Regions from separate parts of the Homo sapiens genome. Here region 1 is linked to region 2. Evidence: read pairs that join two places in POLR2A ChIA-PET (ENCODE). Cell type or tissue: Caco-2. All regions are shown on one strand. Links, peaks and the distances in the headings refer to the core of each region. The heading gives the core; the rest is flanking DNA. Region 1 has its middle 29 kb from the start of CMIP. Region 2 overlaps BCO1 (beta-carotene oxygenase 1).

What was found. ChIA-PET counts read pairs that join two places held together with the same protein. Peaks named below come from ENCODE experiments on the same cell type or tissue, not always from the same donor. Only the 100,000 strongest peaks of a DNase experiment are listed, where the experiment ranks them.
Region 1: POLR2A ChIA-PET joins it to region 2 with 5 read pairs; 4 of 35 experiments call an interaction of 5 or more read pairs at or near these places.

What each region holds. Positions count from the first base shown.
Region 1 is chr16:81,411,416-81,420,378 of GRCh38, forward strand. No RefSeq gene overlaps it. Among named protein-coding and RNA genes, the nearest start is that of CMIP, 29 kb to the right of the region's middle. In Caco-2, for the core only: no CTCF peak of the experiment used is centred there; no DNase peak of the experiment used is centred there.
Region 2 is chr16:81,273,612-81,282,574 of GRCh38, forward strand. BCO1 (beta-carotene oxygenase 1) reads left to right here. Exons shown (of 11, transcript NM_017429.3): 8 at 7,246-7,351. Among named protein-coding and RNA genes, the nearest start is that of GAN, 37 kb to the right of the region's middle. In Caco-2, for the core only: no CTCF peak of the experiment used is centred there; DNase peaks (open chromatin) are centred at 1,520, 2,340 and 4,310.

The DNA of each region.
Region 1 (8,963 bases), core at 2,506-7,505, 140 kb after region 2:
GTGCAGTGGCAGGATCTCAGCTCATTGCAACCTCCCTCTCCCAGGTTCAAGCGATTCTCCTGCATCAGCCTGCTGAGTAACTGGGGCTACAGGCGCGTGCCACCACACTCGGCTAATTTTTGTATTTTTGGTAGAGACAGGGTTTCTCCATGTTGGCCAGGCTGGTCTTGAGCTCTTGACCTCAGGTGATCCACACACCTCAGCCTTCCAAAGTGCTGGGATTACAGGCATGAGCGACTGTGCCTGGCGTCATTGTTTTTAGTAGCACTCACTGTATGGAAGAATAAGTTTTTTATTTAAACATTCTTCTCTTGATGGAATTCAGGTTGCTTCCAATCATTTACTATTTCCACCAGTGCAGCCAAGACCATTTTGCAAATGATATCTTTGTCCACATGCAGAAGCCTAGGATTCCTAGCTTTCCTTCCATGCTTTTTAAAAGAAAGTATAATGGGATGTAAAACTAGTTTTATTTTATTTATTATTATTATTATTATTGTTATTATTATTATTGAGGCAAAGTGGTCTCTCCTGTTGCCCAGGCTGGAGTGCAGTGGCACGATCACGGCTCACTGCGATCCTCCTGCCTCAGCCTCCAGGGTGCACCTGCTACCACAGGTGTGTGCAACCACACTGGCTAATTTTAAAGTTTTTTTGTAGAGATGAGGTCTCACTACATTGCTCAGGCTGGTCTCAAACTTCTGAGTTCAAACAATCCTCCTGCCTTAGCCTCCCAAGGTGCTGGAAGGTGAGGGCCACTGGGCCCAGCCACTACTTATAACTTCTAAAAACCTTCCTTTATTCCCACAACACCTCCCATTCAGCGTAATCTGTTCCAGCCTTGCCCTCAATCAGAAGCATTTTACAAAGTTGCAGGCACCCAAGGCATGCATCATTCTTTTTCTGTTCCATAAGATACTGCTTCTATCCTAAGAGTGTTCCATGTGGCTACACAGTCATCAAAGTGACATTTTCATAGCTGTGTAATCATGGAGGCAGAGGGCTCATGCTGTATGGAGCCATTGACCTACCTGGGCTCTTAACATTTCTTTTCTCTTCCAGATAGTGCTGCAGAGAACATTTTCTTTCCAAATAGCTTTTTTTTTTTTTTTTTTTTTTGAGACAGAGTCTTGCCGTGTTGCCCAGGCTGGAGTGCAGTGGCACCATCTTGGCTCAGTGCAGCCTCTACCTCCTGGGCTCAGGTGATCCTCCTGCCTCAGCCTCCCGAGTAGCTGGGATGATAGGCACACACTACCATGACTGGCTAATTTTTATATATATATATATAATTTTTTTTTTGAGACTGAGTCTCGCTCTGTCACCCAGGCTGCAGTGCAGTAGAACAATCTCAGTTCACTGCAACCTCCGCTTCCTGGAGGTTCTTCTGCCTCAGCCTCCCAAGTAGCTGGGACTACCGGCACCCACCACCACACCCGGCTAATTTTTGTATTTTTAGTAGAGACGGGGTTTCACCATATTGGCCAGGCTGGTCTCAAACTCCTGACCTTGTGATCCGCCCGCCTTGGCCTCCCAAAGTGCTGAGATTACAGGTGTGAGCCACCGCGCCCAGCCAATTTTTTTTATATTTTTAGTGGAGATGGGGTTTCACCATGTTGGCCAGGCTGGTCTCGAACTCCTAACCTCAAGTCATCCGCCTGCCTCAGCCTCCCAAAGTGCTGGGATTGCAGGTGTGAGCCATCACGCCTGGCCTCTGATAGCTTTTTGACAAGAAAGAAAAGGATAATTTCATTAGAATAGGTGTCCAAGCATACTCTTATTCAGTCAAAGAGTATGAACAATTTCACAGCATTAATACGAGTTGCCAAATTGCTTTTCCAAGGAGACAGTCAGCTCGATACTGACACAGGGTCCGCCTGGTCCTGCCTCACTCACCAGTCCTGACCAGCACTGAGCATCAGCTACTTTCATCAAAAATAACACACTGGGGGCTTCCTTGAGGTGGCGCATGGTCTTTGATTTGTCTGTCTTCCCCTCCTAGGCCACTACAAAACCCAATGGCCTGGCTTTCAACCCTTACTCAGCAAATTAGCCTCGGTCCAATCCCTTTACCTCCCTAACCTTGTTTCCTCATCTGGAAAATGCAGAGTGACCAATTGTCCCTGTTTTCTCAGCTTAAGGGGGTCCCCAGGATGTGGGACTTTCTGTGCTAAAACCAGGCAAGACCCAGGCAAATCAGAACAAGCTGGTCTTCCTAGTAAAAGGCAAATAATGCTGCCTCTGCCCAGAGACTTGCTGTGCGTGGTAAATGAGCCGACTGGATTAAAGGGCAGCTGCACAGACTCTGGGCCCCCTACTTTGTACCCACGGCTGCTAAACACAAGTGGCAAATCAGAGGCTGCCAAATGCCAGGGACCCGGATGCCCCACACATGGACACCATGTGAGCCCTTCATCACACAGCTTCCTCGTGCCTGGCATCAGGCTGGCACATGGTAGGTGCTCACTAAACAGACGCTGAGTGAATTAAAGGATGGTTCAGCTCCTGCTTGCATGTAAATTTCATCGTCCAGTTCCACTGCATCTTCTTGGCCTTGGGTGTTATTCAAAACATTGCAAATAGATGTGGGAGGCAGAGGCAGGCAGACGGCTTGAGCTTAGGAGTTCGAGACCAGTCTAGGCAATATGGTGAAACCCCATCTCTACTGAAAATACAAAAAATTAGCCAGGTCTGGTGGTGCATGCCTGTAGTCCCAGCTACTTGGGAGGCTGAGGCAGGAGAGTCGCTTGGACCTGGGAGGTGGAGGTTGCAGTGAGCTGAGATTGCGCTGCTGCACTCCAGTCTGGGCAGCAGAGTGAGACTGTCTCAAAAAAAAATAAACAGGAAAAAAAAAGAAAGAAATTACAAATAGAATAAAATGGTGCTTAAATCTCAGTTTCATTGCTAGTCTACTGCCTCATTGCTGGGCACTCACAAATGGTCTGTCTCTGAGACCATCACGGGGGATCCCCTGGCCAACCTCCTTCTGCCTGGTCTCATACCCACACCCCAGCCTCCTGGCCTCTGACGGTGACTTGCTCCATAGAGCAAGTGCAGTTTTTCCAGGGCTTGCCTCTTTCTTGGCTTTCTGAGCTGACAGCTCAGGCAGGGACCCTCAGAGCCCACTTCAGCTCCCGAGAAGCAACCCTGCCCTGGTTCTCCTGGTATACGTGGGGGTGGGGATCCTGGCCACGCTCATTGAATGATTTCCCATGAGTTTGTTTATTCTTTGCATTTCCTCATGGGCCTTCAGGGTCTGCAGGTTCCGGGATTTGCATGTCTTGTTCAGTGGAAATGCCTGGTTGTCTTGCTGTCGGCTTCTTTCTTTGGTGTGTTTTTGTTCTTTTCTATTACCATGATGCGAAAGAGGGATCTGAATTGTCTGCTTCTTTACGGAAAAAAAAAAAGTGCGGCGAGAAAATTGCTTTGTTGTGTTGTTCTTTTTGAAGTGTGTGTGTGTGTGTGTGTGTGTGTGTGTGTGTGCTTGCAAACGTGAGTAGACTGCTGCTTTCTGAAACTCACCTTATGTGTGGAAAAACACATTGTTTGGAGAGGAGAAGGCAGTGGTATGTTCCTAGAGAGGGATCTTGAATTGAGAAGCATTTCCTGGCCCAGCACAGTTGCTTATGCCTGTCATCTCAGCATTTTGGGAGACCCAGGCAGGAGGGTTGTTTGAACCCAGGAGTCTAGGTACTTGGGTCGGGGGGAGGGAGGGCGGGGGGGAGGCAGGGAAGTGGCGGGGTGGGGGTGGGGGGCGGGAAAGTGGTGGGGGAGTGTCAAGGCTGCAGTAAGCTGTGATCACATCACTACACTCCAGCCTGGGCAACAGAGCAAAACCCTGGATTCTTGGATGCAATTGTGCATGGGGCTAAGCCCTGCCCCAACTCAGTAAGCACTGAAATAGTATTTGTTAATCAAATGAATTCTATCTAATTCTTTTCAATCCTTTCCAAGAAACACAACATTATAGAATACAGCGGAAACCCCTGATTTCAAGGGGTTCTTTTACATCCAGGTTTTCTCTCTCAAGGGACGTGTCACCACTCTCCAGATAAAACCTGGTATTTCTCTTCCCGTGCATGTTTTTGTTTGTTTAAATTATTCATTTATTTATTTTTATTATACTTTACGTTCTGAGGTACCTGTGCAGAACGTGCAGGTTTGTTACATAGGTATACACGTGCCATGGTGGTTTGCTGCACGCATCAACCTGTCATCTACGTTAGGTATTTCTCCTATTGCTATCCCTCCCCTAGCCCCCGACCCCCCGATAGGCCCCGGTGTGTGATGTTCCCCTCCCTGTGTGCGTGTTTTTATATTGTTAATACTCGCTCATGTTTGCAGTAACCAGATGGAGCATTATGTAAGTGGTATCATCCTGCCTGGGTCACCCTGCCTGTTGCCTCTGTGGGTCACTTCCACTGTCCTAGGGTATTCCATGGGGTGGGTTGGACCATAATTAACGAGTCATTCATTGGGAGATGGCTGTGTTGGTTTCCCAGGGCAACCGTAACAGACTACCACACACTGGGTGGCCCGAGCAACAACGGCGTGCTGCCTTGCAGTTCCGGAGGCTGAAGACTGCAGTCAGGTGCCGGCAGCACTGCTTCTTTCTGCGGGCAGCGAGAGAGGATCTGTTTCACGCCTCCCCTGGGTTCCAGTAGGTAGCCTCAGCCATTCCCTGGCCTGGAAATGGCATCCCCCCTGAGCCTGTCAGTCGTTTCCTTCTATGCATTTCTGTCTCTGTGTCCAAAATTTCCCTTTTCATAAGGACACCAGGCATATTGAATTGGGGCCTATCCTAATGACTCAACTTGATCACCTCCAAATACCCTATTGCCTATTTTTTTTTTATTATTTTTTTTTGAGACACAGTTTCACTCTGTTGCCCAGGCTGGAGTGCGGTGGTGCCATCTCAGCTCACTGCAACTTCCGCCTCCCGGGTTCAAGCAATTCTCATACTTCAGCCTTCTGAGTAGCTGGAATTACAGGCATCCGCCACCAAGCTGGGCTAATTTTTTTTTTTTTTTTTTTTTTGAGACGGAATCTCCCTCTGTCACCCAAGCTGGAGTGCTGTGGTGGGATCTCAACTCACCGCAGCCTCCACCTCCTGGGTTCCAGCAATTCTCCTGCCTCAGCCTCCTGGGTAGCTGGGATTATAGGCACGCACCACCACACTTGGCTAATTTTTTAATTTTTTTAATAGAGGTGGGGTTTCACCACCTAGCACTGTATGTTTCTCGAACTCCTGACCTCAGGTGATCTGCCTGCCTCGGTCTCCCAAAGTGCTGGGATTACAGGCATGAGCCACTGCGTCCAGCCCCCTGTTTCCAAATAAGATCACATTCACAGATACTCTGCTTAGGATTTCCACATCTTTAGTGGGGAGGACACCATTCAACCCATAACAATGGCCACATGGATGATTTCTCATTTTTTAACGTTCAAAAACGCTTCAGTGAATATTTGAAACAGTCTCTTTGGGCACTGATTCAAGCAGCATCCGAGAGCTTGTTGCCACAGTGTGGTCCTCGGGCCGGCGGCAGCAGCAGCAGCAGCTAGGATTTTGTTAGCAAAGCACATTTCCAGGCTGCAGCTCAGACCTGCTGACACTGTTGGGCGGGGCCTGGCAATCTGTGTTTTCAGGGGTCCTCCAGGGGTTCTGATGCAAGCTCAAGTTTGAGAACCACTGCTCTAGAGTGGCTCTCAAAAGTTGTGGCAGCGGGGAGGGCACATGGGTTCATCTGGGAACTAGAGGAAACTACAATGGCCATGTCGTAGTCTGCCCCAAGATGCCCGAGCCCCTGTGAGCTTTGGGGGCCTCCCAGGTGACTCACAGCTCTAAGACAGCACTTCCCAATCTCAGCAGCACTTTAGAATCTTCTGAGAGCTTTTAAAAAATGCCAAAGCCCAGTCCCCAACCCAGGGAGTCTCATTTAATTAGCCTTTGGGAGGCCCAGGTACAGTCCTCTGTCACAGCGTGCAGTCAGGGCTGGGTGGAGGATGGTGGCTTTGTTCCTTGTGCCTCCAAGTACGTTTCTCAGACCAGCAGCAGCCCCAGGAGCTTGTGAGAAATGCCCAGTCTCAGCCCCGCCCCAGACCTTCCAGACCAGAATCTGCATTTTGTTTTATTTCTTTTTTTCCTTCCAATTTTTTTTTTTTTTTTAGAGATGGAGTCTTACCGTGTTGCCCAGGCTGGAGTGCAGTGGCACAATCTTGGCTCACTGCAACCTCCGCCTCCCAGGTTCAAGCGATTCTCCTACCTCAGCCTCCTGAATAGCTGGAACTATAGTGTGCGCCACTACACCTGGCTAATTTTTGTATTTTTTAGTAGAGACGGGGTTTCGCCGTGTTGGCCAGGCTGGTCTTGAACTCCTGACTGCAGGCAATCTGCCCGCCTCAGCCTCCCAAAGTGCTGGGATTACAGGCGTGAGCCACCACACCCGGACTTCTTTGTAACTTTTATTTTAGGTTCAAGGGGTACATGTGCAAGTTTGTTACATGGGTAAATTTTGTGTCTTGGAGGTTTGGTGTACAGATGATTTTTGTCACTCAGGTAATTAGCATAATAAGTGACAGGTAGTTTTTCAATCCTCACCCTTCTCCCACCCTCCACCCTCAAGTAGGAACTGGTGTCTGTTGTTTCCTTCCTTATGTCCATGTGTACTCAATGTTTAGCTCCCACTCATAAGAACATGCAGTATTTGGTTTTCTACTTCTGCATTACTTCGCTTAGGATAATAGCCTCCAGCTCCACCCATGTTGCTGTAAAGGACATGATTTTGTTCTTTTTTTTTTTTTTTTTTTTTTTTTTTGAGATGGAGTCTCCCTCTGTCGCCCAGGCTGGAGTGCAGTGGTGCAATCTCGGCTCACTGCAAGCTCCGCCTCCCGGGTTCACGCCGTTCTCCTGCCTCAGCCTCCCGAGTAGCTGGGACTACAGATGCCCACCACCACACCCGGCTAATTTTTTGCATTTTTAGTAGAGACAGGGTTTCACCGTGTTAGCCAGGATGGTCTCCATCTCCCGACCTCGTGATCTGCCCACCTTGGTCTCCCAAAGTGCTGGGATTACAGGTGTGAGCCACCGCGCCGGGCCTGATTTTGTTGTTTTTTATGGTGGCATAGTATTCCATGGTGCATGTGTACCACGTTTTCTTTTTTTTTCTTTTTCTTTTTCTTTTGAGACAGAGTTTCGCTCTTATTACCCAGGCTGGAGTGCAATGGCACCGTCTCGGCTCACTGCAACCTCTGCCTCCCGGGTTCAAGCAATTCTCCTGCCTCAGCCTCCCAAATAGCTGAGATTACAGGCATGTGCCACCACGCCCGGCTAATTTTGTATTTTTAGTAGAGACAGGGTTTCTCCATGTTGGTCAGGCTGGTCTCAAACTCCCGACCTCAGGTGATCTGCCCGCCTCGGCCTCCCAAAGTGTTGGGATTACAGGCATGAGTCACCGCGCCAGGCCCACATTTTCTTTATTTAGTCCACTGTTGATGGGCATCTAGGTTGATTGCATGTCTTTGCTATTGTGAATAGTGCTTTGACAGAATCTGCATTTTGACAAGACCCCCAGGTGATGTGTGTGAATATTAAAGTTTGAGAAAAGGCCTGGTGTGGTGGCTTGCACCTGTAATCCTTAGGAGGTGAGGTGGGCTGATCGCCTTGAGCTCAGGAGTTTGAGACTAGCTTGTGCAACATAGTGACACCGCATCTCTATAAAAAATACAACAATGAACTGGGCATGGTGGCTCACACCTGTGGTCCCAGCTACCTGGGGAGACTGAGGCTGGAGGATGGCTTGAGGCAGGAAGTGGAGGTTGCAGTGGGCCGAGATCGATCGCAGCACTGCGCTCCAGCCGGGGTGACAGAGTGAGACTCTGTCTCAAAGAATTAAAAAATAAGTAAATAAATAAATAAAGTTTGAGAAAAAGAATCACTAGCTAAAAGTCGAAGTTAGGTTGAGGTGGGAAGATTATTTGAGCCAAGGAATTCGAGGCTTTACAGCTCAATGACACCTGTGAATAGCCACTGCACTCCAGCCTGGCAGCCCGGGCTACACAGCAAGACCGCATCTCTTTTTAAAAAAAAAAAAAAAAAAAAAAAAAAAAAAGTGCGTGGTGGCTCACGCCTATAATCCCAGCACTTTGGGAGGCCGAGGCGGGTGGATCACCTGAGGTCAGGAGTTCAAGACCAGCCTAACCAACATGGCAAAACCCCACCTCTACTAAAAGTATAAAAATTAGCTTGGTGTGGTGGTAGGCACCTGTAAAATCCAGCTACTTGGGACACTGAGGCAGTATTACTTGAACCTGGGAGGCGGAGGTTGCAGTGAACTGAGATGGTGCCATTGCACTCCAGGCTGGGTGAAAAGAGTGAATCTCAGTCTCAAAAACAAACAAAACTAAACAAAAAGTCAAAGTTAAAATGCGGGCTCCAATTCAGGAGGTCCGCGTGGGGCCAAGATTCTGCATTTCTAAGGAGCTTGCAGTTGACGTGGATGCTACCAGTTCAGGAATCACAGTTTGAGTAACAAAGGCCTAACATTTATATGTAAGAGCTAAATTGCAGGGAAGATTATTTGAACATTGTTAACTTTACAAGGTGTGTTAGTTGACAAGAGCTGCCATAATAAAATACCACAGACTAGGTGTCTTAAACACCGGAAATTTCTTTTCTCACCGTTTTGGTCGAAGGTGTGGGCAGGGGGCTGGGCGTGGTGGCTCACACCTGTAATCTCAGCACTTTGGGAGGACGAGGCAGGTGGATCACATGAGGCTAAGGAGTTGAGACCACCCTGGCCAACATGGTGAAACCCTGTCTCTACTAAAAATACAAAAATTAGCCAGGCGTGGTGGTGCGTGCTTGAGTAGCCTGTAATCCCAGCTACTCGGGAGGCTGAGGAACAAGAACCTCTAGAACTCGGGAGGAAGAGGTTGCAGTGAGCCGAGATCACGCCACTGCACTCCAG
Region 2 (8,963 bases), core at 1,260-6,259:
ATCACCTCTACTTAACATTTAAAAATCCTTTTTTTTTTTTCATTTCAATCAATTCACTCTCTACTTAGCTCATTTGAAAGGAAACACATCACTACCCAGTAGAAAGCTGGCAATGCTTGCTGCACAGAGAAGACAAGCATGAGAATAAAATAGTGGAAATAAAGCAGAGGTCTTGAGCTCCAGCCAGAGGGCTGTGGCTTACCAAGACCTGATCTCTCTGTGAAAAAGCCAAGTTTTAAAAGTATTAGGCATTAAAGACATCGTGGCACCGCACTGAGACTCTCCTTGACCTAGTCAGAACAACTGGAAGAGAAAAAGGCATTGATTTTCTCCCCTATGTGACTCAGGGCTATTGGATGAACAGCCACGTCCCATGAAATCAGCACATGAGCCCTGGGCGCCTGCACCCCTTGCTCCAGAAGCACCGCAGTGCAGCCCCTCAGACTTTCTCCTGGTTCCAGGAAGTACTGAGGAGTAACAAGGCACAAAGGTAGTAAGTCTCAAGGCTGACCTCAGCCTAGGGATAGTACACAGAGAGGAACATACTCCCTCCCACTGCCACACCTTACAAGATTTTATAACCTTTTGTCATGCTCGAGAATGCTTTGCTGCCTTGGAACCAAGCTAAGAATGTTAGCTTGTGTATCTTTTTTTTTTTTTTTTTTTTTTTGAGACAGAGTCTCGCTCTGTCGCCCAGGCTGGAGTGCAGTGGCGTGATCTCGGCTCACTGCAAGCTCCGCCTCCCGGGTTCACGCCATTCTGCTGCCTCAGCCTCCCTAGTGGCTGGGACTACAGGCGCCCGCCACTACACCTGGCTTATTGTTTTGTATTTTTGGTAGAGACGGGGTTTCACCGTATTAGCCAGGATGGTCTCGATCTTCTGACCTCGTGATCCGCCTGCCTCAGCCTTCCAAAGTGCTGGGATTACAGGCGTGAGCCACTGCGCCCAGCCCCCTAGCTTGTGTATCTTTAAAAGCCATCAGGTGTTCAGGCACAGTGGCTCACGCCTGTAATCCCAACACTTTAGGAGGCCCAGGCAGGTGATCACCTGAGGTCAGGAGTTCAACACCAGCCTGGCCAACAAGGTGAAACCCTGTCTCTGCTAAAAATGTAAAAATTAGCTTGGCGTGGTGGCCCCTGCCTGTAATCTTAGCTACTCAGGAGGCTGAGGCAGGAGAATTGCTTGAACCCAGGAGGTGGAGGCTGCAGTGAGCTGAGATCCCACCACTGCACTCCAGCCTGATCCCGCCACTGCACTCCAGCATGGGCAACAGAGTGAGACTCCATCTCAAAAAAAAAAAAAAAGAAAGCTGTCATATGAACCATCTGCTGCTTTGAAACTAGCAAAGGAAAGCAAGCCCTGGGATGGGTAGCTCCAGCCACGCTTTTTAATTGCTACTTATTGTCCCTTAAATATGTCTTCTTACTGCACTTTCAATGGCTCCGCCTGCATAGTGAAATCAGAAAGTCAGGCAGGTGGACAGAGCCTTACATGCCCTGATCCAGCAGCTTTGGCTCCACCCCATCCAGAGGTTTACTGGAGAAGCGACTTCAGGAAGATGCTGCCCTTACTCAGATGCCCTCTGGGCCTGAGGCCTTTGCAGGACATTGCTTTCCCCTCTGTCTGAAACCCTGTCCTCCTGGGCTGACACTCCTGCTCCCCCTGGCTGGCTGCACATTGGGATCCCCTGGAGAGCCCTGAGACCCCCATGTCCGGGCCTTGGCTTCCGCCCAGACCGGGGAAGCCCAGGCCCGGGTGTGGTCTCAGAAACCCCCAGTGATTCTGCAGTGCAGCCGTGGCAGAGAACCTCCAAGGTCAGGGATCAGCAGCATGACCCCGCAGCTGAGTCCGTATCCTCTAATGGCGCCTTGTAACTCTTTGTCAACATTTATCTCAAGTGTAAGTAACTTGTTCATTTCCCTCTTCCTGTTCAAGCCTAAGTTCTGGGAGGACAGGGACTCTGTCTCATCAGCAGTTCATCTGCTGCACTCAGAGGGTGCTCTTAAATATTTGAAATGAATGAATGAATGATGAATACATGAAAAATGGGAAGCAAGTTCTCTAAAAGGGCGCAGCATCTTCCTTCAGCCTTTGGAACCCGTCCCAAGTGAAAAGTGCTTCCCACATAGAACAGGCAATAGCAAATTCTATTTAAAAGGCCAGGAGGTCCTGAATGTCCCAGATTCTCTTGCTTTGGGACCAGCTGGGGTCAAAGGAAGGCAGGGCTGGCAGGGCCTCTGGGCACCGTGGGCCTGTTTACGCAGGGCGGTGTGGGGGTGCCTGAGGCAGGGCTTAGCAGTGGCGGGGTGTGGCTGGGAGGGGTGTGGGCAGGGGTGGGTCATCTGGACCTTGGCCCTGCCCTGGTGCTGCAGGGCGCTGTGTGAGGCCCGAGGTTCGTGTGCACCCACGCCTAAGGGGCATTCACAGGAGGAAGCACTGTGGACCTGGAAGGGATGGCTTTGATGACTGGATCAGTGGGTTTGGTTTCTGTCTCCAAATGCACAAATGCAGACACTCCAGTAAGAGAAGCACCATTCATGGAGGACCCGCTAGGTGCCAGGCTCTGTGTTCAATGCCTTTTCTGCTCTTAGACCCTGGCAAGAGGGGCCCCTGCTCTGGGTTTGGCACTTTGGAGGACTGTGGTCCAGGCTTTCTTTCTCTAGCAGGACCCGTACTCCACAGGGTGAGTTCACAGGGCCAAGGCATTCTGACTACCCAGAGGGGTGCTTCCACCCCCACCCCAACCATGTGCTGGACACCTGGGATCCCAGAAGCTCCTGAAGGGCCCAGCCTTGCTTCCAATACCCGTCTTCCTAAGGGCAGACTGCCACTCTGCTGTTCCTGCCACAGGCCCATGAGGTGGCCAGGGCTGGCTGTTGCCTTGGTTGTGCTGGCTAGGGCATCCACGCAGTGAGGGATGGAGCCTGGGATGAGGCAGGAAGGAGCCAAGGGCCAGAGACTGCCTTATTCCAGCTCAGAACTCTAAGGAGTCCTGGGGTTCTCAATTCACAGTCATCCTTTCAGACCAGCACAGTGCATTGCTGGAACATTCTGTCTGTCCAACACAGTAGCTACTAACTACGAGTTGTTATTGTACACTTGAAATGTGGCTGGTGCAGCTAAGGAATTGAATTTTTAATTTTACTTAAGCTTATTTTAAAATTAAATTTAAGGCCAGGCATGGTGGCTCACGCGTGTAAACCCAGCACTTTGGGAGGCCAAGCCAGGCAGATCACTTGAGGTCAGGAGTTCAAGACCAGCTTGGCCAACATGATGAAACCCCATCTCTACTAAAAATACAAAACTTAGCCAGGCATGGTGGCTCATGCCTGTAACCTCAGCTACTCAGGAAGCTGAGGCAGGGGAACTGCTCGAACCCGGGAGGCGGAGGTTGCAGTGAGCTGAGATCGTGCCACCGTATTCCGCCTGGATGACAGAGTGAGACTCGGTCTCAAAAAAAAAAAAAAAAAAAGTAAAATAAAATAAAATTAAATTTAAATCGCAACATATGGCTAGCGATTGCCGTTTGGGACAGCCTGTTCCACGCCATCATGAAGGGCTGCGTGTCAAGGCAGGGAGAGAGATGGTGTTGGACTTAATTTGCTTGGTGTATTTAGACAGAAGGTTGGTGGGCCTCCACTTGTACTCTCCTCCTGGCTCCTGTGAATTTTAGGGGCTGTGAAGTGCTTTGCTAATCTTCATCACAATGTTCTAAGTTATTTATGATCCCCCACGTCTACAGATGAGAAAGTAACTTGCCCAACTTTTTAGAATCATCCCCAGGACTTGAGCTGGAACTGGAATGTACGCCTGTCTGCCTGCACGATGTGTGTGGCCCTGGACCAGCCTATTTTTCTCAACCATTATTTAATTTAATCCTAACATAATGCTCAGATGCAGGTGGAAACCGCCTCACTTATACCCAGCACCACACTAAAAGTTATGAATCACCACCCCGATTTTACACAGTGGAGGAAACTAGCTCTGAGAAAAAGAGGTCTGCTCGAATCTGCATGGAAAACCACAGCGTTGAATTTCATATGGCAGGCAGCATTCTAGGGGATGACAGTGATGACTGCTTCTTATGAGAGTTCCCTTAAGTGTCGGGATTTCAATGTAAGCTTGCAAGATGGTGCTGGATTCTGGCTGGAAAGTGATGTCTTCCTAAAACTGAGCATGCTGGCCACTGAAAGCAGCCAAGTCATGTTTGTTATTGCTGTGTGTGGAAAAATTCACAGTTTATTCCTCAACCAGTCCGACCAGTTTGGGGCTGGAGTTATAAGATGTCTGTGCAGACCAACTCCCTAAGAATCAAGGCTGGAATGTGCCCAGAGGTCTCTTGCTGTCACATGCTTAGCAAGGTACCAGGAAGGGCCTCCCACCAGCTTGCAGAGCCATGGAGGTGGAGGCATTGAAAGTTTCTGTTTATTTTATTTTATTTTTTTTTGAGACAGAGTCTCGCTCTGTCGCCCAGGCTGGAGTGCAGTGACGCGATCTCGGCTCATTGCAACCTCCGCCTCCCAGGTTCAAGCGATTCTCCTGCCTCAGTCTCCTGAGCAGCTGGGACTACAGGCATGTGCTACCACGCAGGGCTAATTTTTACATTTTGAGTAGAGATGGGGTTTCACCATGTTAGCCAGGCTGGTCTCGAACTCCTGACCTCAGATGATCCACCCACCTCGGCCTCCCAAAGTGCTGGGATTACAGGCATGAGCCCCCGCACTCAGCTAAATGTTTCTAAGAAGCCACCGATGTGCCAGGTGCTGGGCTCCTTTGTCTCTGCATTTCCTCTCATTTGATTCTTACAGCCACCGTGCAAAACAAGTCTTGCCCCTTGACAGCCCAAAGAAAAGCTTATTGAGTTGTGCATTCACTCATTAATTCAGCGATTACTTCCTGGGCACTAGGTGCCAGGCACTGAGCAAAATCTGGTCCCTGGCTTCATGCGGCAGACAAGCTAAAATAAGGAAAAGAGCTTCATAAAGGAGATAATTACAGCTCAGGGCCAGTGCCTTGGAGACACTGCAGATTCCAATGGAGTTGTTAGGGAAGGGGTGTTTCTTCTGAGACCTCAGGGTTTGGGGAAGAACCAGCCTCAGGGCCTTTGCACTGCCTTCACCCTCTACCAGCAATGCTCTTGCTTCTGGGCCAAAGAATCAATGCAAAGGCCCCAGGCACAGGGTCTGCTTCTCTCCATGTGACTTTGGACCAGTCCCTTTCCTTCTCTAGGCCTCAGTTACTTCTACAAATCGAGACTGAATTAAACAAATTTCCGAGGACCCTTGCGGTTCAGCTGCTAAGTTGCAGTAAACTTTTCATGCTCTCCAACAAAAATGCTGCTATCCCTAAAATAGGTTGGTTTTAATTATAAAAGCCATTTTGAGCCAGGTGTACTGGCTCATGCTTGTAATCCCAGCACTTTGGGAGGTCAAGAGAGGAGGATCACTTGAGCCCAGGAGTTCGAGACCAAGCTGGGCAACATAGTGAGACCCTGTCTCTACAAAAAATACAAAAATTAACCAAGGATGGTGACGCATGCCCGTAGTCCCCCAGCTACTCAGGAGGCTGAGGTGGAAGGATCACTTGAGCCTGGGAGTTTAAGGCTACAGTGAGCTGTCATCACACTACTGTACTCCAGCCTGGGCGACAGAGCAAGACCCTGTCCCAAAATAAAATAGAAGCTATCTTAGAAAATGTAGAAAGTAGAGAAAAGTTTAAATGAGAAGTCAGCCATAACAATAATGTTCCATCCTCTTGTTCCTCAATATCTTCCAGAGCCTAACCCGTAGTCACCTCCAGTAGTGGTGGCAGCAATATAATAATAATAAGTGATAGTAGTAGTAGTATGGTAATAATAGTAATAATAATATAACAACGTCATCAATAGAAGCAGCTGACATTCATCTAGCACTTATTGTGAAGCAGGCATTCTTGTGAATCATTTGTGCAGATGATGTCATTCAGTCTGCACAATAACTCAAAGATGCATATGCTATTAATATACACATAAGGAAACGGAACTATAGAGAGGCCAACTGACTTGCTCAAGGCCCCACGGTTAGTACATGAGGGAAACAGGGAGTAGTAGATGCTCAATAAATATTTAATCATGCTAAATCCCTCCCCTTGCTTATACTGATGACAGTAAGATACTGAACACAGCAAAATCTGACTGTAAATTGAGACCAAGAAATGTCCTTGAAGGCTGTTTTGCCACCAAATAATTTTTATTGCATGTTTGTTTTCATTTCTGCAGTGATAACTTTTCCTAGAAGAAAATACTGAAAATACAGAGAGGCATACAAAAAAGAAATTAAAGTCCCCCCAATCCCATCATCTGTTGTATTTTTAATATTTAGTATATTTCTGGCTGGGCGTGGTGGCTCACGCCTGTAATCCCAGCACTTTGGGAGGCCGAGGCGGGTGGATCACTTGAGGTCAGGAGTTCAAGACCACCCTGGCCAACATGATGAAACCCCATCTCCACTAAAAATATAAAAATTAGCCAGGCATGGTGGAATGAACCTGTAATCCCAGCTACTCTGGAGGCTGAGGCAGGAGAATCGATTGAACCTGGGAGGCAGAGGTTGCGGTAAGCCAAGATCACACCACTGCACTCCGGACTCCAGTCTGGGCAACAGAGTGAGACTCCATCTCAAAAAAAAAAAAAAAAAAAAAAAAAAAAAAAAAAAAAAATTACACACACACACAGACACACACACACACACACACACACACATTTAGTATATTTCTCTGTCTCTTCTCCGTGTAACTTTTTTAATGTGGTTGAGCTCAGACTGCATACGCAATTTGTCCTGTTGCTGCTTTTACTCAGTGTTATGTGATAAGCATTTCCCATGTTGTTGTAAACTCTTTAGAAGCATCCTTTTAACGACTGATGCAGCTTTTTATAGGTGAATCATCTAGTACTTTAAAAGTGAGAACTTACTCTCAGAAGCACATTAATTTTCCCTGTGAGGGATAAGGCAGGCTCAGAGTAAGAGAAAAGAGTCCTATCACCTACCAGGTATGTGACCTTGGAGGAGTCACCTTAAATGGCCAATCCTCATTTTTTAAACTGAGACTAAGGATAACAACAGGAAACGAGCTGCTTCCTATGATTAATGTGAGGCTAAGCCAAGATGACATGTATTCAAGCATTTTAAAAAATATATACACTAAAGCAAATGTTTGCTCTGGATTACACGTTTTTATTTTACTTTTTGAAAACTGAATTTTTTCAGAATGCAGAAGTGGGCACAAATTTAATCAAAGTGGCATCTACAACAGCCACGGCCCTGAAGGAAGAAGATGGCCAAGTCTACTGCCAGCCGGAATTTCTTTATGAAGGTAAAATGCATCCTCTTGTCCTGAGTTTAGGAAAGGGGCAGATTTTCACAGGGAGCCCAGAGGCCTCTTTACATAATAATTCCCTCCTGTGCATGGACAAGGGCCAAAAAGGAAAGGGTCTTGGGATGCCCTGGTGAAAAGCATCTGGGGACATTTCTCTTTTCTCTATCTTCAAATGCTTCCTAGGAAGGCAATGGGTGAGGCCAGGCACGGTGGCTCCCACCTGTAGTCTCAGCACTTTGGGAAGCTGAGGGAGGCAGATCACTTGAGGCCAGGAGTTCAAGACCAGCCTGAGCAACATGGCGAAACCCCATCTCTACTAAAAATACAAAAATTAGCCGGGTGTGGTGGCGCATGCCTGTGGTCCCAGCTACTCAGGAGGCTGAGGCATGAGAATCACTTGAGCCCAGGAGGTGGAGATTGCAGTGAGTTGAGATTGTGCTATTGTACTCCAGCCTGGGCAACAGAGCAAGACACTGTCTCACAAAAATAAAAATAAAAATAGGAAGGCAGTGGGTGGTTGTTGGGCCAGATGACTTCTGCAAATGCTGTCCCTTACTGAACATGGGCTTACTGAACAGGCACAATACATTTCCATTTCTTCCTCTCAACATCCACAATATCCTGCAAAAATAGGTGTTATCGGCCCCGTAATATAGCGAAGAAAACTAGGCCTGGGAGTCCTTGAGGTACACACAGAAAGCAGACCCTCTAGAACAGGAGTCACACCCGTGGAGCAGGGCTCCTCAATCTGGGCACCATCGCCATCTGGGGCTGGGTCATTCTTTGCAGTGGGTGCTGTCCAGGGAATTGTAAGATGTTTAGCCACATCCCTGGCCTCTACCCACTGGAAGCCAGGAAGACCCCCATCCTGAATTGGAGCAGCCAAATATGTCTCCAGACATTGCCAGCATCTCATGGGAGCACCATTGCCATGATGGAGAACTTCTGCCCCAGAATATAAGCCCGTGAGGCGAGAATTGTGTTGCTGTGCTCACAGCGTATCAGCAGCACATGACACAAAGGCTGGCATAGAGAGGTCTGTGTTCCATACGCCAAAGTGCAGAATGAATGGACTTGTCCAAGGAGACTCAGCTAGAGAGTGGGACAGAGTGCATTTCAACTGAGCGCATTGGCTGGGCACGGTGGCTCACGCCTGTAATCCCAGCACTTTGGGATGCTGAGGTGGGCAGATCACTTGAGGCCAGGAGTTTGAGACCAGCCTGGCCAACATGGCGAAAACACATCTCTACCGAAAATACAAAAATTAGCCGGCATGGTGGTGCACGCTTGTAATCCATAATCCCAGCTACTCAGGAGGTTGTGGCAGGAGAATTGCTTGAACCCCGAAGGCAGAGCAGAGAGCTGAGATTGCGCCACTGCACTCCAGCCTGGGCAACAGAGACTTTGCCTCAAAACAAAAAACAAAAAACAAAAACAAAAACAAAAAACCCTGAGAGCCTTGTTCCATCAGCTGCCCCATGCCAGGAGGTTTGGGCATCTGGAAGAGCACATAGACTTGGGGACTCTTTTAGGATGACCCTTGGATTTGACCTAAGAATCCACTTCTGTAAAAGGCATCCCATGCATCCCATAACCGGTTCTGTGATGC